Regions from separate parts of the Homo sapiens genome. Here regions 1, 2, 3, 4 and 6 are each linked to region 5. A link is a contact called in ENCODE Hi-C data. All regions are on one chromosome and are shown on one strand. The core of a region is the stretch at or near the end of the contact, and the rest is flanking DNA. Distances in the headings are between cores, read along the strand shown. Region 1 holds the start of LTA4H (leukotriene A4 hydrolase). Region 2 holds the start of WASHC4 (WASH complex subunit 4). Region 3 holds the start of NFYB (nuclear transcription factor Y subunit beta). Region 4 holds the start of FGD6 (FYVE, RhoGEF and PH domain containing 6). Region 5 holds the start of BLTP3B (bridge-like lipid transfer protein family member 3B). Region 6 holds the start of SNRPF-DT (SNRPF divergent transcript).

Region 1 (4,496 bases), core at 1,103-3,602, 4.1 Mb after region 5:
GTGGGTGGATCACGAGGTCAGGAGATGCAGACCATCCTGGCTAACACGGTGAAACCCCGTCTCTGCTAAAAATACACACACAAAAAATTAGTCGGTCTTGGTGACGGGCGCCTGTAGTCCTTGGAGGCTCAGGCAGGAGAACGGTGTGAACCCGGGAGGCGGAGCTTGTGTGAGCCGAGATTGCGCCACTGCACTCCAGCCTAGGCGACAGAGCGAGACTCCGTCTCAAAAAAAAAAAAAAAAAAAGCTTTCTCAATGCTGCATTCCTCTCTAGCTTCCCCTTTATCTTCCCTTCTCACATTGGCCAAGCAACTTGACAGTGGTTTATGCTTCACCTCCCTCTTCTCTTCATTGCTCAATCCACTACTCTCTGGCTTCCATCTTCAACCAAATCACGACAGTCAACAAAATCACCACCTTCCCCATTCTCACCCCACTGCCAAATCTAGAGAATTTTCACTTCTTACTTCGGTGGTCCTCGGGACTGCATCTGGCATTGTTGGTTGGCTCTTTCTGGTTTATTTCATGGGTTTCTCTTCCTCTAGCCCTTTTTAAAACAATAAATTCTGGTGTTCTCTCAGCTTCCAACCTGTTTTCATTACCCTTCTCTTTACACACTCTTCTTGGGTTGAGCTTACCCACTGTCATAATTTCATCCACCACGTTATGTGACGTGGTCATGTCTACCTGGCACTTCCCCAGAGCTGTGGACTTAAATATCCAAGTGACTCATGGACATCTCCACTTCCACTCCCATAGGTTCTCAAATTTCATATGTCCAAAATTGAATTTAGCATCTTCCCCTTAAATCTGTCTGATTTAGTTTGAATATATGTCCCTACCAAATCTCATGTTGAATTATAATCTCCAGTGTTGGAGGTAGGGCCTGGTGGGAGGTGTTTGGGTCACGGGGGCAGAGCCCTCATGGCCTGGTGCTGTCCTCGCCACAGTGTCTTGTGGGATCTGATTGTTTAAGTGTGTGGCACCGGCCCCGCAATCTCTTGCTCTTGCTCGGGCCATGTAGAGGCCTGCCCCTTCTTCACCTTCTGCCATGATTGTAAGCTTCCTGAGGCCTACCTGGAAGCATACTGGAGCTATGCTTCCTGTACAGCCTGCGTAACTGTAAACCAATTAAACCCCTTTTCTTCCCAGTCTCAGGTATTTATAGCAATGCAAGTACAGCCTAACATACTGTCCTCTTCATATAGACTACTACCTCTGGTTAATGACTAGCCAGCCACTGAAGCCGAAAGCCTGGGCCACCTTCGTCTCCTCTCAATCTGTGAATCCACTTATATAAGTATTCCTTCTATTCATTCCTTCCTCTCTATCCTAACTTACTACTTACCTATGTCAGGCCCCCAGCATCTTCTGATTGAGCCATTTTAATAGTTTCCTAAATCTCCTGCTAATGGTTTTGATACCGCATTTTATAACATGAGTCTGACCATGCTTTATCAGTCGCCTGCTGAAAACTCTTCAGTGGGTCCCCCATTAATGCACCCAGGATTAAAAGGCCACCTATTTAAGGTCCTTCGAAACCTAGCCTCTTCCAATTTTTCCAGTTTTAATTTTGAGGCCCCACCCTAAAGGCAAGGCATCCTTCAATCCTCCTTCACCTGCCACAAAGGCCCCAGAGCTGAGCTAGATGTCCCAGCTCTGTACTCCCATTGCGACCAGTGCATAACTTTTATAGAAATTCATTAGTTTCTAAGATGGGAATGTTGGCTTTCTCCGTTTGAGAGATGCAGGTTCTGGGGATATACATAATAAACACTGAAACTGACAAAACAACTGTTTAAACCTTGAATTACTTACAGCTAAAAACAAAAAACAATTACTGTGCCTCCCCGTCGGGGAATCGAACCCCGGTCTCCCGCGTGACAGGCGGGGATACTCACCACTATACTAACGAGGAACCGCACGAAAGAAAGCCTTCTGATAGGCCTTTTCTACGTTTTTGCTCCGCCCCGCCCTCGCTATATGCAAACACCAATGAACCTGATTTTCTTACGTTTGCCACCACAGCTTCCACGAAAGTTGAACAGAGCCAAAATGGTAGTGTTCAGTTTTATCTCCCCCTCCATTCTCATCATTTCCCTTCGGCCACCCTTCTAACTGCCCCTACTCCCCTCCTCTTCTTCAGCTCCAGGAGCACGCTTGGTCCCCCTCAACATCCCTAACACACACGCTCCCAGGTAGCCAAGCGCCCGCTTGCCGCGCGGCACCATGGAACTTGTAGTTCCTTCACCCATCCCCCAACGCTCGTCTGACTTTAAGAAACTTCCTTTCCCGGCGTGCACCGCGAATCCCTCCTCCTCTTCTTTACCTCTCTCCCTCCTCCTCAGGTTCTCTATCGACGAGTCTGGTAGCTGAGCGTTGGGCTGTAGGTCGCTGTGCTGTGTGATCCCCCAGAGCCATGCCCGAGATAGTGGATACCTGTTCGTTGGCCTCTCCGGCTTCCGTCTGCCGGACCAAGCACCTGCACCTGCGCTGCAGCGTCGACTTTACTCGCCGGACGCTGACCGGGACTGCTGCTCTCACGGTCCAGTCTCAGGAGGACAATCTGCGCAGCCTGGTACAGTGGGGCGCCTGCCCAGTGCCCGCCTCTCCCGGGCTCCCTGCCCCTCGACCCTAGTCCTTGCGGGCTCCCGGATCTCCGGCTCACCCCGCCGCGGCCCCTGCCTAGCCCCACGTCCCCGTCTGCTCTTCTGTAGCCTCCATCCAACTCATGTTGTGCACTTCAGCCCCCAGATCTCTCACAGCACCCCTTCTCAACCCCGCTTACGCCTCTGCATCCCTTCCCTCAGCCCCCACTTATACGTATGTCTCCTCCGCCCCTCGCCTGGATCCTCTCTCCGAGGTCCCTGGGCACATCCAGCGCCTCGTCCACTCCTCTCAACTCACCCAGCCCTTAGGTGTCATCTTTGCAGTAGCCCCCATAATTTTAGTTCCTGGCTCTAATTACTCCATGGCCTCCCCATTGCTTCGGCCTGCGGCCCAGAACCCCCTTCTTCAGGCCCCAGACTTTTCCCAGCCCCCTGGGCACCTTCCTCAGTCAACAATCTCACCCAAGTCTCAGATCCCATGTCCTGTCGATCCCTGATCCCACGGTTGCCTCCCGGGAACACTTATTTCAATCCACAGGTCTGCAGGGCACCACCCATCCGTCTCCCTCCTAGTTCCCTGGATCTCCCTGCTAGTCGTTCTCAAGCCTCTTAGGATTTCCAGCCCCGGCCGGGCAGGCCTCTTCTTTCCGCCCTACTTTGAAACTAACAGTCCCTGCTTGCTAACTCTAGGCGCAGCTCTCTCTCTTCAGGGTCCTTTCTACTTTTTAATCTTATCAACTTTCTTCTAATAATTTAAGAACGGATGGGACGTTCAAATTTTCTAAGGATGATTCAATACGCTTTTTTAATAGTTGGTTCCAAGGAGCCAAGTAGTTATTTCACTTAGAAAACACATACTTCTACAAACTCTATAACCATTGGAATGAAGAAAGGTTGTAGATTCATGGAATATTATTCAATGATTTTATCTGTATCATAACCTATATTTAATGTTCTTGCTCAAATTGCCCAATAGTATTTGGTTTATACCTTTCATCTGAAGGTACCTTTCACCTGAAGAATTTCATAGAAGATCATTTTAAAAATAAGAGGGTCATGAAAAGACAGCCAAATTCGGCTTCTTCACCAGGGCAGGATGCTACATGTGTATTTTACACAGTGTAGCATGGTGAAATCTACTAAAGCACATCAATAAGCAATCAGATCAGATCGGGCAGATAAGAATTGGTGGCTTTCAGGCCTCTTTTTCCTACTTGTGTAGGAAGGATCTGAATTTTGATTTCATTAATATGAACTAATAAGTACTTACTTTCTTACTCTTCATCCCTCAACATTTTGCTAAACTGATTGATTTGAAAAATAGGTCGATTCCTCTATGTACTGATAGGTAATCAACAAAAGTACCATAAGAAAGAAAATTAAGATATTATAAGCAGGAAGGCATCTATTTCCTTGCAGATCGCACTTTGGTCTTCTTGAAGTACCATGCTATCTTTAATTGCAGTAGCAACTTTGCCTGGGCAGGGCTGAAGTCCTATTTCAATGCAGTTTCAAAACTAAACACCGCATGTTCTCACTCATAAGTGAGAGTTGAACAATGAGAACACATGGACACAGGGAGGGGAACATCACACACCAGGGCCTGTTGGGGGTAGGGGCCTAGGGGAGGGATAGCATTAGGAGAAATACCTAATGTAGCTGACGGGTTGATGGGTGCAGCAAACCACCATGGCATGTGTATACTTATGTAACAAACCTGCACGTTCTGCACATGTACCCCAGAACTTAAAGTATAATAATAAAAAAAGAAAAACCACACTGTGAGACTGCCATATTTGAACATGAGTTTATACGTCCTACATTCAAAAGTACTAGAGATTTAAAAATTAAGCAATTCAGGACACTTGTGTTCAGATGTGAATAATT
Region 2 (4,526 bases), core at 1,774-4,273, 5.0 Mb before region 5:
AATATTCATGATCTGAAGGTGAAAAAAACAGTCTGTCACAGAAGTAACACTTAAAAATGTAGTTTTTAATTCTATACACACTAATGTTTAATAATACACCTAAATATTTTTAAATGGAGGTTTTATACCTGCTTGAGCATATTATTTCTATAATGTCTAAAATTTAACCAAGATATTTGTTAAATTATTTAACTGTCATAATCAAGTTGGAAAAACCAGCAAAGAACACTGCTTGACTACAGAATACTATGCTGTTCTTCACAGAATTAACACATTCATAGGTAACTTTAAGGAATCATTGGAATAAGCTGGATTTTAAAATATGCCTATTCGTCAAAGTATTTCACGTTACACATAAAAATTCATTACTTGTTCCCAAAGGTAACAAATTCAACTCCAACTCAGTTTCTTTTATTGATATGAATAACTTTATTCAACCTTTGTCTTCTAAAAAAGGTAAAAATTTGCTCTCCTCAAATTAGCAATGTGAAGCAAGTAAGAGAAAGTGTGTTCTGACTCATGCTGTATTAAAGTATAAAGACCTAGCCCCCACTCTCCTTTATTCTTCAACCACATAAAGTTTTAAATCCGGTGAATCCATTTAGTTCATTAAGGTTTCTGTCTTATTATAGCATTAATCTAGGCAATTTTGGAAAACAATTAGTCTAGATATGATTCACAGACCAAAAATTAATGAACGCCAAGCACAGGGAGGTGTTCTCTTCCCTACAGCTTACATATAAGACTGCCCAGATTCTCAGAACCCCAAATAGTTGTCTTATTCTCAACTACACAGGAAATGACCAGTCAAAGCTGCATTTGACCAGCAAATGACTTCTTAAAGACAATGCTAGGCCGGGCATGGTGGCTCACCCCAACACTTTAGGAGGCCAAGGCCGGTGGGTCGCTTGAGACCAGGAGTTCAACATGGCAAAACCTTGTCTCTATCCCAATTTAAAAAGAAAAAATCAGCCAGCTACTAAGGAGGCTGAGGTAGGAAGATCACCTGAGCTCAGCTGGTCGAGGCTGCAGTGAGCCGTGGCGATGCCACGGCACTGGGCGACAGAGTGAGACCTTGTCTCGAAAAAAAAAAAAAAAAAAAAAGACAATGCTAGAGAAACACCACGCCAATAAATCACTCCTTTAGTATGTTCAGGGATTCACAAACAGGAAACAGAAAACCTAAAATAACATTAAAAGTTCCTTGCTGACAATAAACGGTTGTAAAATTGGTGAAAGTTAAAATAACAAAAGTTGAGATAAGAACTACATGGTAATTTTTTAAGAGTAAAAATTCCAAAAACCTACTTAACATGCTCATCTTTGTCAACAGACTGCACTCCTTGTTTTATCTTTTTATCCCTAATATCTAGCACAGCCACTGGTTGTAGAAAATATCTGTTGAGTGAATCAGACCATTCTACTCCAGGCTGAACCATTTTCAAACTCAATTAACATAACTCTATTCCAATTTTTTTTGAAGATACCAGTTCGTCATCTTTGTCCATAAAACATATATGACAAGGTACAGTTCACTTTATAACAATACAGAATCCCCTCCACAAAAAAAAATTAAAAGATTTTGTCATTATCTCCAAGGTTAATTTTTATGCTGCATAAGAGCTAATACCTTATTATCACCCAGGCTAGAGTGCAATGGCGCGATCTCGGCTCACTGCAACCTCCGCCTGCCGGGTTCAAGCGATTCTCCTGCCTCAGCCTCCCAAGTAGCTGGAATTACAGGCGCTCGCCACCAAGCCCAGCTATTTATTTTTTAGTAGAGACGGGGTTTCACCATGTTAGCCAGGCTGGTCTTGAACTCCTGACCTCAGGAATGTTTTGTGAAAAACTGCAACCCATCCTGGATGTAGCTCACTCTTCTCTGAGAGACTTGTAAAACCTAATTCATCTAACATTGTAGGCATTAGTCTCTCTTCGTAAATCAAGCAAAATTCATCCGGAATTTTTAAAAGCAACGTTCCACCTTTTGGGAAAACTATGAGGGAAAAAAAAAATCACAAACAGCATGCTCCAATCTCTCTTAGATCACTTACACAGATTACTATGACCAAAGATAAGAAGCAGATTGCCAACTTGTATTTATTTCAAGTAGAGTTTCACTACAATTAATTTGGCCTCAATATTTTACTGAAAGAAACACAATTTGTTTATTTCGGGATAGACTTCTAAGTTAAAATCAGACAATTCGATCTTGTGAAGCAAAATTTGAAGATTTGCTGTAATTTTTGAAGCCTTTATAACTGCGATGGAAACTGCAGAACATCACTGAAAAATATCACTTAGCATAAATAAAAGGCCTGGAAAATGATAAAATGACATTCACGTGTTTATTTTCGCAGGGTGAAAAGTTCTTTTTTCGCTCCCTTCTACGGTTATAGCAACGCGATGGGAAAGACACCCAAACTTGCAAAAGTTGATTTGGGAGGAAAAGAAGAAAAACAGGAAACCGAAACAGGAACCCAGACATCAGCGTCCTCCAGAGCTGAACGCTCAGAATCTGGCGAAATCCCCAAGAGGCCAGAGACAGAAGCAGCCTGGGATCCCGGGGCCGCTGGGCCTCCCGGGCGCGCCCCGCCCAAGCCCCGGGGCAGCTGAAGGGGGACGCCGCTCCCCGCGGGGCACCGCAGGCTCCCCAGGAGAGTCTCCGCCTCACACGCCGAGCCCTGAACGGGCAGCCTGACCCGCCGTGGCTGGGACCCCAACCCCGAAAGTAACGCTGGAGAGCGCGTCCCTCGCACACCCCAAGGGCTCTGAAGTGTCCCGCACCAGACGGCTGCGCAGCCGTCCCTCTCGCAGGAGCGCTGCCCAGCCCAGAACAGCGGCGGGCCGAAGGAGCGTCCACCCGCAGCCCTCGCCCTGCAGCTCCCTTACTCTGCGAGCCGTCGTCAACGCGGTCAAACTCCCAGTCCGGGGACAGAGTCTCCACCGCCATCACCCCGGCGCCTCCCACAGACACAGCCCCAACCAGCCCGTGCGGCGACGACGGCCTCACCCCAGCTACTGTCACAGCACGTGACTTCCGGCCCCGGCCCCGCCTCCGCTCGCGAGGGCCGGCCGGGCTCGTTGCCCCTGCGACCGCGGGGGCCCCTGGGAAAGCGAGTCCTCCGCCGTGGCCGAAGGCGGCCGCCATGGCGCCGGCAGTGCCAGCGGGCGTCTTGCGACCCGGCTCGGGCTTCGCCACCATTCACTGTGCTTCTCAAGCCACTTCGGCACTCTAATTTCGCCCTGCTCTCTCTAGACGATTTTTAATACCTGGGAAAGTTACTCCCCAGTCTAACCTAAAAAGGTAGAATTGATGGGGTGGGGAATTAACAGGAAGGCATGATCCTCGAGGATAACGCTGACCAGGCGCTTCTTCCAACAAGCCTGTTTCCCTCTCTGTCGCCACCGTAGGAGTTCCTACAGCTCTCCCGCACATTCTGTACGGATTGTTTTTTAGTCAAGACGTTCTGTGCGAGAGGAGAAGTTACTTTATGAACACCCTAACAGGGGATCTTACGACCTCTTCCCCGCTCTCCACTCAGTCCTTTTAAAAACGCGAGGCAGGATGAAGAACGCTATTGAAGTACATTCTAAAATGATCCCACCTGCAATTTGGATTTTTGGAGAATCGGGATCGGTGTAAAATTCTACATGCATACACGTATTTGCACAAGAATATTTATAGCAACGTGGTTTTTAATAGGAAACTATCTAAATGTTCATTACAAGTGAATTACATAAAGCTCAATACATCCATACTACGAATCACTGAAGAGCTGCTAAAATAGATGAAATATATTTATAATGGCATGAACAACCGACACAAGACAGTTGCAGAGTAATGTGTATTTGTGATTACATTTATGTTTTTAAGTTATACAAACGCGTATGTGCCTACGTGTATGTAAATTCATAGGAAGACAAATCAGAGGACGGTGGTTACCTGGGGAAAAGCATGTGTTGGTGAGTAACAGGATTTTCAAGTTTTGATGTGTCTACTTATGTGTTTTGAATCCTTAACAATGAGAATTTATTAGGGTTTTACTCTTGTAATCTTAAAAAGTACCGAAAAGAACTAATCAATGTAGGCAAAAGGTCTATTGAAGAGCATTCTTCTGAGGTCATTGGATCTGCCCTGAGTTAAATGTTTATTGAGTGCCCACTGGGTACCAGGCACCAGGCTAGATGCAGAAACTATAAAACATGTAAGAAAATTGCTTTCTGACCCTATGGCAGACTTAGTGGGCATTTCAGAAAGAAAAAAAAAATCTTGAAAAGAACAGGCATCCTTAGGGTCTAATGGCTGACAAACTTTTTTCCTGTACTTTCTGTGTGACCATGAGTTTGACTTTCCTGGATTCTTAACATTTGCATTAAATCACTGTAATTAATCTCCCAGCAGCTCATTGTGATAAATTGAACTTACAAGTCAGAAAAATTTGAGTCTATAAATACACTAATCTATTAAAGTTAATAGATTAGTAGCAAGAGGCAGTGTCATGTAATAATTGAAAGCACAGTTT
Region 3 (4,659 bases), core at 624-3,123, 4.0 Mb before region 5:
ATTACAGGCATGCGCCACCACGCCCGGCTAATTTTGTATTTTTTAGTACAGACGGGGTTTCTCCATGTTGGTCAGGCTGGTCTCGAATTCCTGACCTCAGGTGATCGGCCTGCCTTGGCTTCCCAAAGTGCTGGGATTACAGGCGTGAGCCACCATGCCCAGCCCCTTCTCCCAATTCTATTACTTTATATTTCCTGCCTTTGAACCTTTGAACACATCATTTCACTCCTTAATCTCCACTTTATGGGTAAGCATAGAGAAAGGGAGAAATTAAACTCAGGCCAATTTTTCCTTTTTTTTTTCTAAGCAAATAACACCTTTTAAATGTTTGATGGAGATTGAAGAAATTCATGCTATATAAAGATCTTAGGATAACTTTTTTTTTTTTTTTTTTTGAGATGGAGTCTTGCTCTGTCGCCTAGGCTGGAGTGCAATGGTGTGATCTCGGCTCACTGCAACCTCTGCCTCCCGGGTTCAAGCGATTCTCCTGCCTCAGCCTCCTGAGTAGTTGGGATTACAGGCGCCCACCACCACGCCCGGCTAATTTTTGTATTTTTAGTAGAGACGGGGTTTCGCCATGTTGGTCAGGCTGGTCTCGAACTCCTGACCTCAGGTGATCGGCCTGCTTCGGCCTCCCAAAGTGCTGGGATAACTTTTTTTTTTTAAAGGGCTTTCTATGTATACATTATCCCAAACAACCCTGAGAAGCAGACATTTGGCCAAGATCACAAGCCTGTAAGAAGGGGAGTTGGAATTCAAGTCAGGTTGTCTGATGACAGTGGCATTGCTACTTACTCCTCTTGTCACAATTTGGGGCTTTCATTTGTCTTTTCTTCCATACTTGCCGCAGAAATGTTTAAATACTCTGAGAAACAGTAGGAACTCTATAAATAAAAGATCTCTGTATTTTTACATAATCAAAGCTGGAGAGTTTAATGTGGTGCAGGCCACTCGGTTAGTGGAAGCAGAGGGCATGCCATCCCCAGCTCCGGTTGCAGTGAGTGGATCCAGTGTTGGATTACCCACCTCTGGGATGGTCACTGCTAAGCGAAGCTGAACTCAGGACTGCAGTTTGAGAAAGACAGCGAAGGAGCTTGGCTGCACAGAGGCAAGAACGGGCCACGGATTCTTGCAGCCAAAATGTCATCTGGTTGGGAAAAGCCGCTTGTCAATCTGCAGCTACTAGAGGGGTGGGGGTGGGTGGAAAATGCAGCATCTTAAGTTCAAGATTCAGGGTGAAGGCTGGCTAGACTTAGCAGGGGTCTGCATCTTTAGATGAAATGTGAAAAACACCCAAGCTCAGGGACCAAATGACAGGGAGCGCTGTGCATGCGGCGACGCTAACAGGGACCCAAGGAAAGAAAACACGAGGCGCTGAAGGCGCTCCAGGAGGCCCCCGCCGTTCAGACCCTCCCGGTGGCTCGGGCGCGTCGTCCTAGGGGGCGGCTTCTGTCCTTGGTTTCCCCTTCTTAAAAATCCAGGCGCAGGCAGGCTGAGCTCAGGCGGCTGAGGCACCTCCACGTGGCGGGGGAAGGGGTGACAAAGAGAGGGACGCCCGAGAGATCCCGCTTCGCACAGGCCCGGGTCAGCACCGGGAAGGAGGCCCGCCTAGACCCGAACGGCGCGCCCGGGCAGGGCCCTGGAAGACCTCGCGCCTAGAGGAGCGGCATCCGGAGCGGCGCGGAGGCCTCACAGGAACGCGGGACTGGGCCGGGGGCGGGGCGGGGCCGGGGGCGGGGCGGGGCGGGGCGGGGCCGCGGCGGGCGGGCGCGCGGGCGGCGCGGAGGGAGGGTGTCGCGCCGAGGGAAGCGGCCCGCGGCGGAGGGAGGGGAGGCCGAGTCCTGGAAGCGGAGCTCCGCGCTGGGACTGGTTCCTTCGCAGCCATTTTCTGTCCAACCAAACAGCCGATTGGAGACGGGAGCCAACCAGGGCTGCATTGGAGGTTTGTGTCTCGCTTCGGCCAATGATCGCTCCTAAACCGACTCCACTTTAGCTCGAATGAAATGTCCGTCTCCTCCCGGCGCCGTCCCCGCCGCCAACGCCGCCGCGGCCGGGGGCACTAGCCTCCCGCCCTCCCGCGCGGGCCGAGGCCGGGCCCCGCGCCTGCGAGGCCGCTCCCGCAGCGGGCCGGGCCGGGGAGCGGGCGCGGGGCCGCGGCGCGGCTCTTTGTGCGCCGGGCTGAGGAGCGGCGGGACGCGGGCCAGGCCACCTCACCCTCGCCGCCGTTGAGCTCCGGGCCCGGGGCCGAGGAGGGGCCGCGGGGCTGCGTCGGGGCCCCGCTCTCGACGGCGTCCCGGGCCGGCTCCATTTTGTGCGGGGAGCCGGCCGAGGGGCGGGAGACGCGGCCCGGGCCCTGGCCCCGTAGCCCCGGCGGCGGCGCGAGTCCCCGGGGGCGCCCTCCTCCCGCCCGCGGGGCTGTGGCGGGGCCCGGCGCTTTGTCTGCCCGCACATCCCGGGGGCCGCGCGGCGGGTGGGAGGCAGGCGTTGGGCGCGGGGCCGGGGCGGCCGGGCGAGTCAGGGGATGCGCTCTGGGGGCGGCCTCCTGGCACTCGCAGGGCTGACAGGTCGCCGGGACCAGGCCGTGGGGCCGGGGCCACCCAGGCACCTGCGTGGGGAGGAAGGCATGGCTTTAGCTTCCCCGCAGCCTGGTTTGCGCGTAAAGAATGCAGCCATCTGGCGGTTTGCGGTCCCTGTACTTGCCCCGAAGGTGGGAAGGAAGCCCTTCGGATTGGACTAAGGTTTTAATCATTAGTGGTGGGAGGCGGGAGGATATGCAGGGCCTTAAAGAACGGTAGTCTTAGAGAACAAAGAATTACAGAGCACCCACAAATCGTAATCTCGCCCAAAGCACTCTAACAGGATAATTTAAACAAGGTTAGGTAGCCTGCGACCTTTAAAAAAATGGCATCCCACTAACCCGCATGGACCCCATAGTTGCGTGGTTCGTGCTACAAATCACTGGGGTGGTTTCATCTCTCTTAGTATGGAAACTAATCAGCAACATAAAGTGATGAAAGCAAACGGATCAATATCAGTGGCACTAATCAGTGGGGGGTTTATTTGTAAAGTATTGAAAGTTTAACCAAAATTCCTTAAAAGGCAAATTATTCCTTCCCTGCATTGCTCTTGTATCTTAATTTAAGGATTACTGTATATTGATGCAAAACTCTGGTTGTTGATGCCAAAGAATGGAGGGTGGAGGAAGGGACTACTGCTTTTCTTGGATACAAATTTGCATTTCTTAAAACATTAAACAGATGTATGCATTCCCTTGAGCTTTTACATATATCAACCTGCCCTTAAGAAAATATACACCATATGAGGTGACAGTGTTTTTCTTTAATGTACTGAGTCTAAATATATACTGAATCAACTATTTGGGTGAGTGAGTGTGGTGTGGTATGACTCCCTGCCCACACCCCCCTCTCCCATTCCAAGCAAAATACATAAATATAGCTCCCATGTTTTAAGTGTTCTGAGGGCTTATTTTTTCAAAGACACTCTTTAAAAAATAACATTTCTCGTTACAAGGAAGGACTTTTCTGAGCAGTTTTGGGGTTAGAGGATACTATTAATATTTGAAAAGAAATTATAAATTACTTTTAATATTATAGCAAACGTCAAGCAGTTTTTGCTACCTGGACCTTTTTAGTGGCATTAAAAACTTTCAATTCAGTGGCTACAATTTTTTCTGCTATTTGCTAGATTTCATGCTTGGATGCGTATCAGTATATCTTCTCCCTTTAAAATTAACACTGAAAGGATGTGTTTTTGTTTTGGCATCCTACCCCTCCCCCATTTAATTGTTTCCTTTGAGAAAGAATGGAGCAAATGAGAAATGAAACTTGTAACACAGCAATTGGTACTAATTTGTTCAGCTATTTATGCCTTACAGTGAGACTGAAGTGCTATTTCGATGCAATTTTAGTCAAAAATGGTGGTGCTTCAAAATTATAAATAAGGGTCTTGATTGTGTTGCTTTTTTGATATCTTCTCAGTGCAGAATGTATCTTCATTACAGTATAATCTGAGATTCTTAATTGAAAAGCATTATATTCTCAGATAATTTTTTCCTCCTCTTGAGCTATAGAATGTCTAAATGTTACTCTGAAACATTTAAGAAAACCATCACCAAAAAATTAAGATGATAAGGGGTGTGTTTGCATCTTGAGTGTTAATGTTTTAAGTAATTTAGATGTATAATTTTTGGTCTCTTGCATATTATATAATTTGGTCCCTTTTTGGTGTATTGTAATGAATGTTTATGATGAATATGGCTAAATTCAGGGTTATGTTGGAAAATCCATTTTCTCCTTTCCCCATGGAATTAACTTGTTTTTAAGTTCTCCAAAATAAATCTTTCAAGTCAACAAACATTTATTGGGTGCCTTTTTATACTATTTTATACCATGTACTCCATTGATTAAGAATAGTAGTCAAAATTATACAAGCCCTCTTTAATTTTATGAGAAAAAAAGCCTATAAGTGATACATTTGATGTATTTTTACTATTGATAGATGTTAGGTCCTAATAGATGTTTATCTTTTAGGTTGAAATCACAAAGATTAGACACCTTTTTAGATAGGTGTTCTTCAGCACCACTGACAACACGGTTCTGACAGTATTTCATGACAGTAAGTATATTTTACCATTTTGGT
Region 4 (4,533 bases), core at 1,573-4,072, 4.9 Mb after region 5:
GAGATAGGGTTTCACCATGTTGTCCAGGCTAATCTCAAACTCCTGGGTTCAAGGGATCCATCTGCCTCAGCCTCCCAAAGTGCTGAGATTACAGGTGTGAGCCACCATGCCCCATCTGTCCCGTTTCTTGATCTGGGTGCTGGTTACATGGGTGTGCTCAACATGTGAAAATATAACCATCCACACACTTGTGATCTGTGCCCTGTCCTTATGTAAATTATACTGCAATAAAAATTGTGTATATCAAAGAGCAAACAAACAGCAAACTGGAAATTTTTCTGCAAGTATGACAAAGGCTTAGTAATATATGAAGAACTCACGCAAGTCAATTTTTTTAAAGCTAGCATCTAATAAGAAAATGAGCAACAAATATGAAGAGAAATGTTCAAAGAAATAAAAATAGCTAATAAATGTATAAATGCATAAAATGTAAATTAAAACAATGGAATGTTATTTTTGCCTATCAAATTAGCAAAGATTAAAGGAAACTGTTAAGGCTGTTGTTGAGGATTTGGTGAAACCAATACTCTCTTATTCTTAATGGAAACCGGAATTGGTATAACCTTTCTGCGTAAGTCTTAAATGTTCATATTCTTTCACCCACTAGTTCTACTTCTAAAAATTATTCTGAGGAAAATCAGAGTTGTAGTTAAAAATAGGCTTATATCACTGTTGATTACAATGGTATTTTTTTAAAAAAAGGTTATATTATGATACACGTGAGGGGATATTATAATATTAATGTTTTCAGAGAATGATGAATGGGAAAAGATTCACGATAAAGTCAAGTGAAAAATATATACAAAATTCTACGTGGTATACCTTTTGTTTTAAAAAATATCACACACACATTGTGTCTTAATATAGAGGCTAAAAAATTACACACACATAAACACACATTTACATAGAAATAAAGTCTATAAGAACACATACCGTACTGTTAATAGTTACCATCTTTGGGTGGTGGGATAATGGATGATTTTAACTTGGGGGCTTATTTTCTACAATAAAATGTTCCTTGAGCATATATTACTATTATATTCAGAAATCAAAAATAATGGGTAAAAAAAATACACCCATCAGTTACCCTTACTCTAGAAAATATTTCTCTCTCCTTCAGCTACCACATTCAATCTATAAACATTGCCTCGATTTTAACTTACAAGTGTCTGTCCAAGCCATTATTCCATTACGTCTCTCATTTCATCTCAGGCCCTTGTCTTCCCTAATGAACGCCTCATATCTAGACTCTTCACTTCGGTAAAATGGCCACATTTTCCACTGCTTCTTCATTGCAGCCACATCAAGCCACTTTACATAGCCACCCTCCACACCCCGCCCCCTAAAAATGCACACCAGGTACTTTCACACTTCCCAAGCTTGGCATAATCAGTTCTCTTTCCCTGTAATACATTTTCTCCTGCCGGTTTTTCTAATCCAATTCATAGTTAAAGATTCACCTCGGATATCGCGTACTGGGTGTAGCCTCTGGGAGGCCGCAAGAACAGAAATTAATCCTTCAATGACAGTTTGTACATATTTCAACATTTAGCATTCTGTCCTGTCTGTGCCTCGCTCTCTCGCTGTATGGCATGGGCCACTTCATTTTTAAATTTTCTTAAAATCTAGTTGGATAAATGAAAGTAAAGCGTATACATGCAATACACATACGTACAGGGGTGCGAGTTTTGACCTGTGTCTGATGGAAAAAAATGGCATCAAAAACACTCGCCCGATTTTTTTCATTCAAGATGGCAGAGAACGTCTTAAAATAGTCCCACACAAAAGCACTCACATCTAGAGCCCCGAGTCAGAAGAACTGGCTACACCTAGCGCAACAGCAAAGGACAAAAGAATCGAATCTAGATGCTGAGATGCCCTGGCCCTAACTACCCACAGTAGGTCCCACAAATAGACTTTAAACCGTGTTAGAAAACGGGCACCTGCTGCCTTCATTCCGAGGGCCACGCCTTGACGGTGAACAGTGACCTGAAGCACTCTGGATACTGACCCAAAAAAATCGCGGATGGAAAAGGAGGAGGCTAAGTTGTGACTATCTAAAAGGCACGATTCGGCCCCGCCCCAGCCGGGCGCAGTCCCCCCCGCCGCACATCCATTCCCAGGAAGGAAGAGACACCGCTCCAGCCCAGAGCCTGGCAACCGGGCACCGTCTGGGAATTCTGGGCGGGCCCGAGATAGAGGCCGGCCACGGCCAGGGCGCCTCTGGCTACACCTGTCAGGCGACGACGGACTCTAGGCCCTGAAATCGCTGGGGTTCGGTGGTCGAGGCCAGCTGGAGCGCGTCACCCGATCCCTCGCCCCGGGAACGCCTTGCTTCCTCGATTTCCGTCTCGTCCTTCTCAAACAAAGGCAATCCACACCCACCGCCATTTTCCTCTTACCTCAAAAACCACCTCTTCGTCAAACTCCGGTGTCATCCTTCTCCGCCATGCCACCCGCCTCAGCACGATGGGAAATGAAGGCGGGAGTACAGGCGGCACGGAGCTCCAGCTCCTGCCCGTCCCGTGGGTCCAGAAAACTACAATTCCCAATATGCCTCGCCGCTCACGCCCCCTTTTCGAGCCCGCTTATTGGAGAAGAGAGTGAGCGTGTAAGCGAGAGAGGCGGGAGCGAGCTGAAGCTCGAGCCCTCCGATTGGAGGAGGCTAGGGCTTTTGTCTGCCTTTTACGGCCGCGACTAGCAGGGGGCGCCCGGAGCACTGCTGATTTTTGGAGCCCGAGAAGGGCACGCGCCAGCGGAGCCGAAGAGAGCACTGCTCGTGCCCGCGCCTGGCTGTCAGCCTGCCGCTCTGCGGGGCGGTGCTAGTGCTCGCCCGCCCGACCCCGGCGGCTCGCGCCCGGGAGCGCCGCAGGGTCGCTAGAGTCGGCCGCGTCCTTTGTGTGGCGCTCAGGCTGCGCCGCGGGGCGGCGGGACGGAATGTGGGCGCTGCGGGGGCTTTTCTCTCCTACCCGAACTGTGGGAACAATGGACTGAAAGGGGAAGATGGATTGAGGGGCCGAGCGGGGAAGCGAGCTGCACCGGGGAATCATGACTTCTGCAGCCGGTAAGTGACGGCGCTCGCGCTGCCGCGGGAAAGTTTGTGGCGAGCGCTGCTAGGCTTGGGCTCGCGAGCAACTTTCTTCGCCGGGGTGGGCGAGTTGTGTGCCCCGTACCTTTGCCGAGCACCTCGGCAAGCGCGGAGCTAATGGGATTCGCTGCCGGCTTTCTCGTCTTTTCCTGCCCAGAGGGGCTGTTTGGAAACCCGGGATTTCTCGGGATCTCCCTTCCAAGGGGGACTGTGCTGGGGGCTCTGCACCAGGTGAAATGCGATGTGTGAAGGGCGTTCGCTCATCTCTCCAGCAGTGCGAGGACTTCGCCTTTGCATGTGAAAATAGTGTAGATTCCCAAGTTAATAGATCAGTTATTATAGGTAAAGGCAGTGTTCTCAGCGTGTTCAATTTGGCCACTAAGTGAGTCGCTTTCAACCTTGTATCTGCTGGTAAACCTTTTACCCATTTTAAAGAGGCGTAGACATTGTCATGTCCTGGTGGTTTTACCTCTGTTACCTGAGAAGCAGAGGAGTTGAGATTGTTGAGGTTTTTTTTTTTTTTTTTTTTTTGCTTGTCTGCACCCAATTACAATTATTTTGTTTGTTTCTACCTGATTAGGGTAAACAAAGCTTTATTTTCTGTCTGCCTCCCATAGTTCTTTCCCCTTCATCCAAATGACAAAGCCTCTATCTTTGTGTGGATTTTCAGCAATTCTAGACGTTGTGTTTCTGAACATTCTTAAGGAACAATTTCTGTTTTACAAAATAATTACCAAAGTGGTGTTACGTTCACTTCGTAAGTACATAGGTTAATTTTTAAACCAGAACTTATGTATTAAGTAGAGTGTTATGGGTTATTTTACGTTTTTGTCCACGTTGAAACTTTCATTAGAAATTTTATAGTGAAATAGTTTAAAGCTTCTTCTCAAGGTTACTTCCAGAATCAGCACTTAAGTATCAGATTAAATTTTCATTGCTTTTCTTGGCATTTGTTTAAAATTCTTGCAACTTGAAACTGTCCAACAGCACTCAAATGTTCTGATTTGTATTATTTCTAAAGCCTAGATATATTGTAGTGTTGCATTGCTCCCTGTGATCAGATTACAACAAACGAAACAAGAAGTTAGCCAATAGGAAAAGAAAGCAAGAAGTGGGTGTTGTGTGGGTCTTTCCTTTTTGATGTTATATGCACTTATATGAGATATCTTTATAAACTCTCTTTTCTTTGCCAAAGGGAGGCTTTATACTTACATAAGGTAAATTATTTTCATCCTACATTTCTGTGCCTTACCTTCGTTCAAGAAATTGATTTAAATTAAAAGTGGTTGGAAATTTTAAAATCCTTCCAGCCAGTTTTAGCTCTTTCCTTTTTGGAGGTGTCAAATGTATTTAAAATAACCGTGTCTTATATGTATCAGTTTTCAATTCCAGTCTTAACAGTTTATAAGGAACAGGCACAGAAGCATGTAATTTCACATTTATGT
Region 5 (5,104 bases), core at 1,847-4,346:
GTGTGACCTCTTTCTGGATGCCTGACAATGACCTGGATACTAAGAGGGCACTGAGCTAGTTAACACTTAAGCTATCTGTGGACAACAAAGCTAAAAGAGTGCAGTGTAACGCATGCCCACTTGGGCTTCAGGAGTTGCAGTTACCCACCCCTAGACGCTACCATGGGGCCAGAGTTCAAAAGTCCTTGCTCCGGCTTCTGCACTTGCCCATCTGTGTGCTCCCTGTCCTATTAGGGGTTTGCATGTGCTCGGTAGCCAAGCAGATGAGCCACCCCCCTGTGTACTTCGTGCATTAGTGTTAGTCCTGCGAGTGAAGTCAGGGAACCCTCCTGCTTCAGTTTTAAATCCAAGTCTTTGATTTCAGGGTCCATTTTTTTAAAAAAATTAAATGGATTTATTCATATCTTTGAAATAATACCTCTACTATAAGTCTGTCCCCAAATGAATTACTCCTTCCTCTGTGTTCTTATAGCACTTTGCTTGTTTTTGGTAAAGTAATTAATAATACCTAGCCTTTATTGAGTTTGCTATAAGGCAGGTTAACAGTAGCTACTAATAATAATATCTCTTAACACATGAGATCACTGAAGCTGAGAAAGATTAATTTGCTGAAGTTTACACAGTTATAAAGTGGCCAGCATTTGAACCAGAGTCTACTAACAGAGCTGAAGGTGTAAGTAACATGAGTCTGCCTTCCAAGCCAGGCCGTTAACTCTGATGGCAGGAACAGAGATTTTTGTTTTCATTTAGGCAACCCCAGGATACTTGAATAGTGCCTGGTTTATAATCTATGATAAATGTTGAGTGTAGTCAGCTGGGTGTGGTGGCTGATGCCTGTAATCCCAACACTTTGGAAGGCTGAGGCGGGCGGATCACGTGAGGTCAGGAGTTCGAGACCAGCCTGGCCAACATGGTGAAACTCCGTCTCTACTAAAAATACAAAAATTAGCCTGGTAATCCCAGCTACTTGGGAGGCTGAGGCAGGAGAACTGATTGAACCTGGGAGGCGGAGGTCGCAGCGAGCCAAGATCGTGCTGCTGCATTCCAGCCTGAGCGATGGAGTAAGACTGTCTCAAAAATAAAATAAAAATAAAATGAAATGTTGAGTGTAGTCAACTTACACGTCTATCCTTTCCATTCTTCAAAAAGGGCCAGCTTATTGGACTATGTGTAAACTACTTCCCACCCAACTCCCAAGATGTACAACCACACATCTTGCTAATACATCCCTCAGGGGTGGTACAATTTCTTTTCCTGTTTTAGATATCACTAGTGTTAAAAGAAAAACTTCAGCCAAATTAAATTTAAAGGAGTTTAACAATGAACGATTCCTGAGTCTGGCAGCCCCCATAATCACAGCAGATTCAGAGAGACTCCAGCACAGCCACATGCTGGGAGCAGATTTCTGGCCAGCAAAAGGAAAGTGAGGTCTAGAAAATGGAAGTGAGGTACAGAAACAACTGGATTGCTTACAGCTCAGTGTTTGCCTTATTTGAACACAGTCTGAACAGTTGGCTACATCTGGCCAAAACTCAGTGATTGGCACAGGTGTGGGCTATGGTCGGTTTATACCTCTGCTTATTTTCATAAGTTCATGATGTACAGAAAAACCTTTAGGCTGAACTCAATTACGTAAGGAGGCAGTGTTAGGCTAAACTTGACTTAACACTGAGTAATTTTTTTTTTTTTTGAGACAGTCTTGCTCTGTCGCCCAGGCTGGAGTGCAGTGGCTTGATCTCAGCTCACTGCAACATTTGCCTCCCGGGTTCAAGCAATTCTCCTGCCTCAGCCTCCTGAGTAGCTGGGATTACAGGCGCCCGCCACTATGCCCAGCTAATTTTTGTATTTTTTTTTTGTAGACACAGAGTTTCACCATGTTGGTCAGGCTGGTCTTGAACTCCTGACCTCAAGTGATCTGCCTGCCTCGGCCTCCCAAAGTGCTGGGATGACAGAAGTCGTCATTTTAATCTCTGAAAATGTTAGCTCTGTTTGGGATTGGGTGGGGTGGAGGTGTAGAATTGTAACAGTTTTCCCTAGTTCAACAATTTCCTTCCTTCCTTACAGAACTTTTCATATGATATTTACACCTTTAGGTTCAACCTAGTGAAGTGGGTAAGGCTGATGATTAATCTATTTCACAGATGATTAAAATGAAACTAATAGTAAAGAAATTATTTTCCCCAGGATAACACAGCTAGAAAATACCAGAGCCAGGACTTGAATTATACACCTTCTAATTCCTAGGTCCTAGACTACTAGGAACCATTGTCAACCTTTACTTCCCTTAGAATAGCAATAACCAAAGGAAACATTAAATTGCCACATTTAGGTAAGGGAAAGGCAGGACACCTTAACAAAAGAAAAAAAAAAAACACCAAAAACAAAAACCTAAGGAAGAATATGAAGAAAGGTGAGTAGGTCAAGAGAGCAAAGCAAGCACAGGAGTTAATGGCCGATTCTTAAAACATTCTAAGGAGGCCGGGTGCAGTGGCTCACGCCTGTAATGTCAGCACTTTGGGAGGCTAGGAGGGTGGATCACGAGGTGAGAAGTTCGAGACCTACTGGCCAATATGGTGAAACCTCGTCTCTAATAATACAAAAATTAGCCGGCCGTGGTGGTGCGCACCTGTAATCCCAGCTACTCAGGAGGCTGAAGCAGGAGAATCGCTTGAACCCTGGAGGTGGAGGTTGCAATGAGCCGAGATCGTACCACTGGACTCCAGCCTGTGTGACAGAGCAAGACTTGTCTCAAAAAAAAAAACAAACAAGCAAAAAAATAAAAAACATTCTGAGGAAATGAATAAGGGAAGTAGGACGTGGAAGTAAAAATCAGCGACGGGTCAGCGATGGAGGCGGGAACACCAGCAGAGGGAAGGAGGGAGGATTAAGGCCAAGAAGGATGGTGTATTGAGAGTCAAGGGCCCTGTGTCGCGAGGGCTAAGAACCCTGGCGCCAATGCCACAAACCTCCCGCCCCCGCCCAGAGCCCAGCCAGAGCCCAGCCAGAGCCCGCCCAGAGCCCGCCCAGAGCCGGCGTTGGCCCCGCCCCGCCTCGTGCCGGCCCCGCCTGGAGCCGCCCCGCCCCCGCCCTCCACCGAGTCTCTTAGGTGATGCTGCAGCCAAGATGGCGCCCGCGGCGGCCGTGGCGGCCTGAGCGTGATGCTCCGGGTTCTCGGCGGCGGCTGTGGCCTTGGCCGGGGCCTTGGGTCTCTCCCGGTCGTGAGCGATCAGCGCCTCTCCGCCGGCCGGGCTAGCCGGGACAGAGAGGAGACGGCCACGAAGAGAGGAGGCAGTGAGCAACAGGACGAGACCGCGGCGTCTCCAGCCTCGGTACCATGGCCGGGATCATCAAGAAACAAATCTTGAAGCACCTCTCCAGGTCAGTGAGCGCCTCGGTGTCGGCGCCAGTCGGCCTCCACCCCAGCCCGCACTGGAGTCAGCCTGCGGCTTCGGGGGCGGCGGCGCCTGGCGGCTGTGCGGGAGGCGACCTTCGGACTTCCCCGCTCTGGCCGGGGCAGAGGTCGCGGCCCCGGATCTCTTGTCGCCGGCGGCGCCGGGGGCTGGCCTCACGAATCGGCCCCTGACGCGTCTTCTCCCAGGGTGGGCGCGCGGAGGAGCCCGGAGTGCGGAGCGCGGCGGGCTGGGATCGCTCCCGGCGCGGCGTCTGGGGGCGTCCCGGCTCGGCTCTGTGCGGTACTGAGCGGAGGCTGGAGGTGGCCTGGCGTCACCCAAGTGCCTGGTTAATGTGCTGGGCTCTAACTCGAGTTCGGTGCTCCTTCCCCTTGGAGCAGAGCGGTTCCGTTAACCGAGGGCTTCTGGCGCAGTGTGGACGCTCAGTGGAGGCTGTGTTCTCAGTGGAACGTTAACCTTGTGATTGTTCTGAATTCCTCCCACCTTGGCGTTCCCGCTCTGTGGCATCAGAGGGTGTGCCTGTTTGCACAGTTAGGATTTGTTTTAGGTAAATAAGCAGAGTTCGCAGCTTTGGCAGGTTCTTTCTGGAGTCCTATGAGACCCACATCATTATTACTGAACATTTTTTTTTTTTGGTTTTTGCTCTTTTTCCTCTGCAACTCTAAAATTCAGGGAGTTAACATCTGTGGTGATTAAACCCAAGACATGTCATTCTCTCCATTTCATAACGCGGTTTTAGTCAGAAACATGACTCAGTAAGGCTGGCAGTTTGTTACTGCTCTTGGCTTCTCCGTGTTTGTCTCAAGACACAGGCTAAATGTAGGCTCTTGTTCCAAGTTGTTACCAGCGAACTCAAAGCCCTTGGTTAGGATCCCTTTCTGTTCGATTTGTAAGTTAATTTTAACTAATTTTGGGAAGACACGGGTATGATTATAGACTTGTATAGTAAACATAATTCTTGATTCCCCAGATTGTCTTATACCACAGGTTATATATTGGGAACAGAATTCTACTTCTGTGATTCAGCAAATATTTTCCTCACTTATAATACTGAATAAGATATAGCACTTTTCTTAAAAGTAGCAAAGTATAGCAGCGTGTGTGTGTGTGTGTACATATATATACATATGTACATATATACATATACATATATACACATATATACACATACATATATATGTGTACTACATATATATGTGTATACACTACACATATATATGTGTATATATGTAGTATTTTTTTAGTAGAGACTGGGTTTCACCAGGCCAGGCTGGTCTTGAACTCCCAACCTCAGGTGATCCGCGGTCCTCGGCCTCCCAGAGTGCTGGGATTACAGGTGTGAGCCCCCACGCCCTGCATGAATATGTATTTCTTAATGTTATCACTCATTGAAAAGTTTCTTTTAAAATTATATATATGGCCCAATCTTGAACTATCTTATTTTGGAAGGTTTTATCTATTTTTAATTTATGTCCTCCCGCCTTTCTCATACCCAGCTCCACAAGAAAATACAGATCTGCAGAAAATGATTTGAATGCCTACTTTCTCACTCGTCCAAGGATGATGCTGCATAGCTAGTACCACTCTAGATGCTTGGAAGAAAAGTTAATTCAATCAACAGATAGTGCATTAGAGTTTAATTCTTTTATAGAACTCCATTTGAGAGGGGCTCTTAAAAATTAAGAGCATGCATA
Region 6 (4,677 bases), core at 517-3,016, 4.3 Mb after region 5:
GCCTGGGCAACAGAGCAAGACCTTGTCTCTTATAAATAAATAAATAAATGAGTCCCTGTCAAGAAGTTGGAGATGGGGAGGGGAACTCCTCACATACAAATAATTATATTGCATGCTGCACTGTAGTAAAAGGAGATATACTAGGCACAAGGGTACCAAAGCAATCCAGGGGAAAAAGGAAAGGTTGCCTGAAATAAGTAATACCTCAGTTTTAAAGGATAAGAGTTTATTTCCAGAGCGGGAAAAAATGCTGTTCCAGGCAAGGCTAGCTACTTATGTAAAAGGAGGGAAGAGTGATGCAACAAGGTGGTTTTGGGGACATACAATTCAGCATTGTCAGTCAAAGCCCCAAATATAAAACTACAGAAGGAAGCAGAGGGCAGATCACGCTTGACAGTATTTAACTGGGGAAGCTAGGGCTAGGTCCTATCTGACTTTGTCAGTAGCACCGCCTCTTACTTACAGCAATTACTTAATGTCTATTTATTCAGCAAACCATTAACATCTCCAGTGATTTCGGTTTTTGCCCTCTTCTGCTCACTCACCAGTCAAACAAAGAAGAGAACTAAGAAACTTGGCTACTAACCCCCTCTAACATGAGCATATTCGGAGTGATCTTGATATGGCGATTACTCCAATAACCTAATGGGTCTCCAGTTTTCATTCTCCAATTTGTTATCCACCACAGTAACTATGATTTTTTAAAGTGCACATCAGATTGTCATATTTCTGCTTAAAATGATCCAATGGCTTCCAACCGAATCATTTTAAATTGATTTGGAGTACAATCAAAACCTCCCAATACAGCCTAAGAGGTCCTGCCCAACGCCTGCTCCTCCGATACCATCTCTTAACCACTATTCGCGCAAGTGGCTATACCTTTCTGTCAATTTCTCCAAATGACCAAGCTTTCTTTCCGGCCGCAGGTCTTATGCTCCTATTCCCTGTGCTCGGTACACTCCTCCTCCTGCTCTTTAAAGGGTCGTATTTCATGACACTTAGGCTTCGAGTTAAATTCCACCTCCTAGGGAGGCCATCTCTGACTAAGCCTCTAATGTCTAACGCGCACCCTCACAGCCTCCTGTCTGCATTGTTCTTAGCACTTATTATTTGCAATTACATACTTGTTATTTTTTGACTAATGTCTGTCTTCCCCACCCAAGTGAGTTAATCTAGAGCATGGCCGTATCATTACTTTCACGGAATGAAAGTGAATTCTGGAGTGTGGTTAAGTGGGAAGTGCAAATTCTCTTTGACTTTTACCCCGACCCTATAGCCCCAACTAAGAATACCCCAGGCCCGGATTCAAACAAAGAGAAGAAGGCACGGGCACTCCTAGGAAAAGAAAGGCATCGGGAGGAGCACGCGCCTCAGAAACCTAAAAGCAGAGTGAAAGGAGCTGGCGACAGGGTGCGCGGCGCCTCACGCGGATGAATGGGAAACGCGCGAAGGAACCAGCAGGCCCCGCGAGGCTGGTCTCCCTCCTTCTCTTTCTCCCCGCTTCTCCCGCCGTTCTCTTTCTCCTTACCATCGTAACCACGGCCGAATGTTGCAGGCTACTCTCTGCCGACCAGGCCGCCGCCCGTCCCTCGTGACTACAGCAGGTACCGCAGGTCCCGAGCCGCAGTTTCAAGAGAAATGGCCGCCAAACAGGACTATGACCTTTCACCTCCCACCACGGCCCTTCCTGCCTCTGTGATTGGACGCAAAGAGGTGCGTGCTGATTGGAGGAGATGGCTGGCCCAGTATCTCCTAGCAACCAGCAGCGGCTTGGGTTTGCGCCTTGCAGGCGGCGCGCGGACCTTGGGAAACCGGCTCTGAGCATCGCTGTGAGGCAGCCAAGGACTGGAGGCAGGCCGGTGTTTTTAAATGTGGTGTCCTTCCTAGAGGGCGGTCTGGGAGAGGCTGTGTAACGGATGTGACTTCTCCCCAACTTGGCTAATGGGGATTTACTTTGTCTTTTTACACCCGTGAGAATGTTCGGGGTCCCAGAGTTCCTTCCTCACTCTTCCAACAGGTTCCATGATTTGGGGGCGCCTCTGCCGCAGGCCCTTTCTACCTGAGTGTTCTCTCTTCTGCAACACCCGTTTTAACCCCTTTTAAAGGAATTGGGGGCTAGCCAGACTAGACTAGGGGCGGCGAAACGCACTGAAGAGAGTTGGATACAGAATTTCTTGCAAACGAGGTCGAGTTGCGTCTGGGATACGGTGTCATGCCCCACCCCCGCCCCACGACCCTGCCGGCCCCACCTTTCTTTTGCTTCGCCTGCAGAAACCCGCACGGCCTTCATACGTGCATTTGAAATTACCTAAGGGCGTAAGCAATATTTCCTCTGTCACGGATTAAAACTTTCGATGTAACGGTGTTATCTGAATCTCACTAGTTTTTGTCGTAATCCTATTGAGTTCGGGTCACTCTGATCTGAAATGCTAAATGCAGTTCTTGGAGAACACGCCCTTTGGGAAGTAACGCTTTTTTGCGGCCCTGAAGAGATGGATTTGGAGTTGAGGATGAAATGTTGGGTGTTGAGGCATTGTGGAGCAGTGGGCAAGACTTTGGAGGGGGCCTGCATTCGGAACCTGCGTCTATCAGGCGCGGCCGGTGTTGGGCAGTGTCTTAACCCCGAGGGCCATTGTTTCCTCGGCAGGAACGCGGCTTTAAAAACGGAACCATCCTCAGGGTGGTTGCGAGAATTTAACGTAAAACGGGGCTTGGCCTTGTAAAAGCTCAGTGTTTCACGTAAATGTTGAACACTGACCAGACAATGATTGTCAGTGTAGTTTTTACCAAACAGTTATTAGATTTATTCACCCTAAACTTCAGTGGATTTCTCCGTTTGTCTATTGTTTTATGAACTTTAAGTCTTTGTATAGACTTTGAGTTCCTACTATGTGTCAGGCTTTTTCAACAATCGTGGAAATCTTACCTTACTGTCTGATTCGGGGTGACAGCCCCGTTTAAGAGATGAGGAAGTAGGCCCAGCAGGTAACTGTTACCAGTTGAGGGTAGCTGTCCGAGTTCTTGGCGTTTTCAACAAAGAATTGGACAAAACGCACAAACAAAGCAGGGCAGCGAAAGCAGAGATTTATTTTAAATGAAAGTACACTCTACAGGGTGGGCACCGCCTGGTGCAAGCGGCTCAAGAGCATTGGTTATAGAATTTTCTGGGCTTTAAATACCCTCTAGAGGTTGCCCATTGGCCCACAACCAGTCTGATTGGTTGCGGGAGGGGACCAATAAGAGGTACTTTCATTTTTCAACTGCCACGCAGAAAAAGGAGGGGTTGAAATGGGAGTAGCCTCTGATACCCAGTCAGCATGGATGGGCCCTAGGTTCCCTGCTTCCAGCCGCTATTCTTCTGCCTCATAGCTTGCTCAGGACCACATACCTGGGTTTCAAAACTCTGCTTTTTCTACTTCATGAAGCTACCTTTCAAAGACTCAATATGTGTTTTAGAAGCCTGACTCTTTAGCTGTTTTCTCAGTGAAGTGAAACGAAATACTACAGTAAACACATTCTGTAAAGATAGTGTATTTAAGGTTGGTTTTTCTTTTCATGTTAAATTTTTTTTTTAATTTGAGACAGGGTCTCATTCTGTCACCCAGGCTGGATTGTAGAGGTGAGATCTTGGCTTACTGCAGCCTTGACCTCTTGGGCTCAAGAGATCCTCCCACTTCAGCCTCCCGAGTAGCTGGGACCACAGGCATGTGCCACCACACCCAGCTAATTTTTTAATTTTTTTTGTAGAGATAGGGTCTCGCTGTGTTGTCCAGGCTGGTCTCAAACTCTTGGGCTCCAGCTGTGTACCCACCTTGGCCTCCCAAAGTGCTGGGATTACAGGCGTGAACCACCATTCCTGGTCCATATTAAATTTTAATCTTAAATACCTTATTAAAATTAAGTGGGCATAAGTCACTGATATTTGTCTAATTATAAATATTATACAAAATTTTGGAAAATGTAGAAAGTTCTAAACAATAAACCTAAAATCACTAGTAATCCCACCAATCAAAGAGAACAACAATTAACTTTTACTGTAACATATGCACTTTTTTTTTTACAAGATATCTACAGTTTTTTGTTGCTGTTGTTTGTTTTTTCTTTTTTGTTGTTGTTTTGGAGACAGAGTGTCACTCCGTCACCCAGGCTGGAGTTAAGTGGTGCGATCTCAGCTCACTGCACCCTCCGCTTCCCAGATTCAAGCAATTCTCATGTCTCAGCCTCCTGAGTAGCTGGGCTTACAGGCATGCAGCATCACGTCCAGCTAATCTTTTGCTAATTTTTTTTTAATTTTTAGTAGGGATGGGGTCTTACCACTTTGCCCAGGCTGATCTTGAACTGCTGAGCTCAGGCAGTCTGCCCACCTCAGCCTACCAAAGTGCTAGGATTACAGGTGTGAGCCACCACACCCAGCCTACACACAGTTTTGTAACTTGTTTTCTTCACTTTATATTGAGCAAATTCTCATATGACTGAATATACTCTTCTAAAATGTGGCTTAATGTCTTCATTATACTTTGTATTTTGCATCTGTGATAATGTATTATTCTATTATTTTCATTTTTTCTCCTGTTATAAACAGTCTGCACTGAACATACTTTTACATGAATCTTCAAGTGTATTTTTGATTCTTTACCATAAATTCTTACAAATATAATTCCTAGGTTAAAAGGCATT

What was found. Hi-C counts contacts between places; a loop is a spot of excess contacts on that map. Pooled maps may share reads with other maps.
Region 1: a loop to region 5 is called in a pooled map, with 11 times the contacts of the local background. The contact joins the promoter of LTA4H here to the promoter of BLTP3B in region 5. A Hi-C loop is called at or near these places in 9 of 50 pooled maps.
Region 2: a loop to region 5 is called in a pooled map, with 25 times the contacts of the local background. The contact joins the promoter of WASHC4 here to the promoter of BLTP3B in region 5. A Hi-C loop is called at or near these places in 6 of 50 pooled maps.
Region 3: a pooled map shows a loop between it and region 5 (8-fold over the local background). The contact joins the promoter of NFYB here to the promoter of BLTP3B in region 5. A Hi-C loop is called at or near these places in 6 of 50 pooled maps.
Region 4: a loop to region 5 is called in a pooled map, with 22 times the contacts of the local background. The contact joins the promoter of FGD6 here to the promoter of BLTP3B in region 5. A Hi-C loop is called at or near these places in 7 of 50 pooled maps.
Region 6: a pooled map shows a loop between it and region 5 (7-fold over the local background). The contact joins the promoter of SNRPF-DT here to the promoter of BLTP3B in region 5. A Hi-C loop is called at or near these places in 5 of 50 pooled maps.

What each region holds. Positions count from the first base shown.
Region 1 is chr12:96,033,443-96,037,938 of GRCh38, reverse strand. It overlaps LTA4H (leukotriene A4 hydrolase), which reads left to right and starts at 2,352. Exons shown (of 19, transcript NM_000895.3): 1 at 2,352-2,578. The coding sequence starts at 2,420. It overlaps TRD-GTC2-8 (tRNA-Asp (anticodon GTC) 2-8), which reads right to left and starts at 1,918; the gene lies at 1,847-1,918. RefSeq lists enhancers at 1,594-1,643, 1,664-1,713, 2,154-2,573, 3,164-3,253 and a silencer at 2,624-2,723.
Region 2 is chr12:105,106,228-105,110,753 of GRCh38, reverse strand. It overlaps WASHC4 (WASH complex subunit 4), which reads right to left and starts at 3,023. Exons shown (of 33, transcript NM_015275.3): 1 at 2,893-3,023. The coding sequence starts at 2,953. It overlaps LOC414300 (a long non-coding RNA gene), which reads left to right and starts at 3,112. Exons shown (of 2, transcript NR_121211.1): 1 at 3,112-3,966. RefSeq lists enhancers at 757-916, 2,755-2,914 and silencers at 2,475-2,724, 2,935-3,214.
Region 3 is chr12:104,135,424-104,140,082 of GRCh38, reverse strand. It overlaps NFYB (nuclear transcription factor Y subunit beta), which reads left to right and starts at 1,873. Exons shown (of 8, transcript NM_006166.4): 1 at 1,873-1,942; 2 at 4,551-4,635. The coding sequence starts at 4,630. RefSeq lists enhancers at 1,136-1,305, 2,129-2,720, 2,721-3,314 and silencers at 1,690-1,989, 2,040-2,139, 2,240-2,319, 2,380-2,509.
Region 4 is chr12:95,215,756-95,220,288 of GRCh38, reverse strand. It overlaps FGD6 (FYVE, RhoGEF and PH domain containing 6), which reads left to right and starts at 2,822. Exons shown (of 21, transcript NM_018351.4): 1 at 2,822-3,064. The coding sequence starts at 3,049. VEZT (vezatin, adherens junctions transmembrane protein) reads right to left here and starts at 2,482. Exons shown (of 12, transcript NM_017599.4): 1 at 2,403-2,482. The coding sequence starts at 2,438. RefSeq lists enhancers at 1,614-1,663, 2,264-2,503, 1,968-2,563, 2,564-3,158 and a silencer at 2,734-2,963.
Region 5 is chr12:100,140,866-100,145,969 of GRCh38, reverse strand. BLTP3B (bridge-like lipid transfer protein family member 3B) reads left to right here and starts at 3,096. Exons shown (of 21, transcript NM_015054.2): 1 at 3,096-3,378. The coding sequence starts at 3,335. It overlaps BLTP3B-DT (BLTP3B divergent transcript), which reads right to left and starts at 2,915. Exons shown (of 2, transcript NR_186018.1): 1 at 2,627-2,915; 2 at 1,299-1,430. RefSeq lists silencers at 2,932-3,111, 3,432-3,681 and an enhancer at 2,788-3,551.
Region 6 is chr12:95,855,928-95,860,604 of GRCh38, reverse strand. It overlaps SNRPF-DT (SNRPF divergent transcript), which reads left to right and starts at 1,766. Exons shown (of 3, transcript NR_135014.1): 1 at 1,766-1,851. SNRPF (small nuclear ribonucleoprotein polypeptide F) reads right to left here and starts at 1,653. Exons shown (of 4, transcript NM_003095.5): 1 at 1,529-1,653. The coding sequence starts at 1,531. RefSeq lists enhancers at 1,331-1,380, 1,411-1,640, 1,761-1,820, 1,871-1,930, 1,329-1,944 and 1 more and a cis regulatory region at 4,395.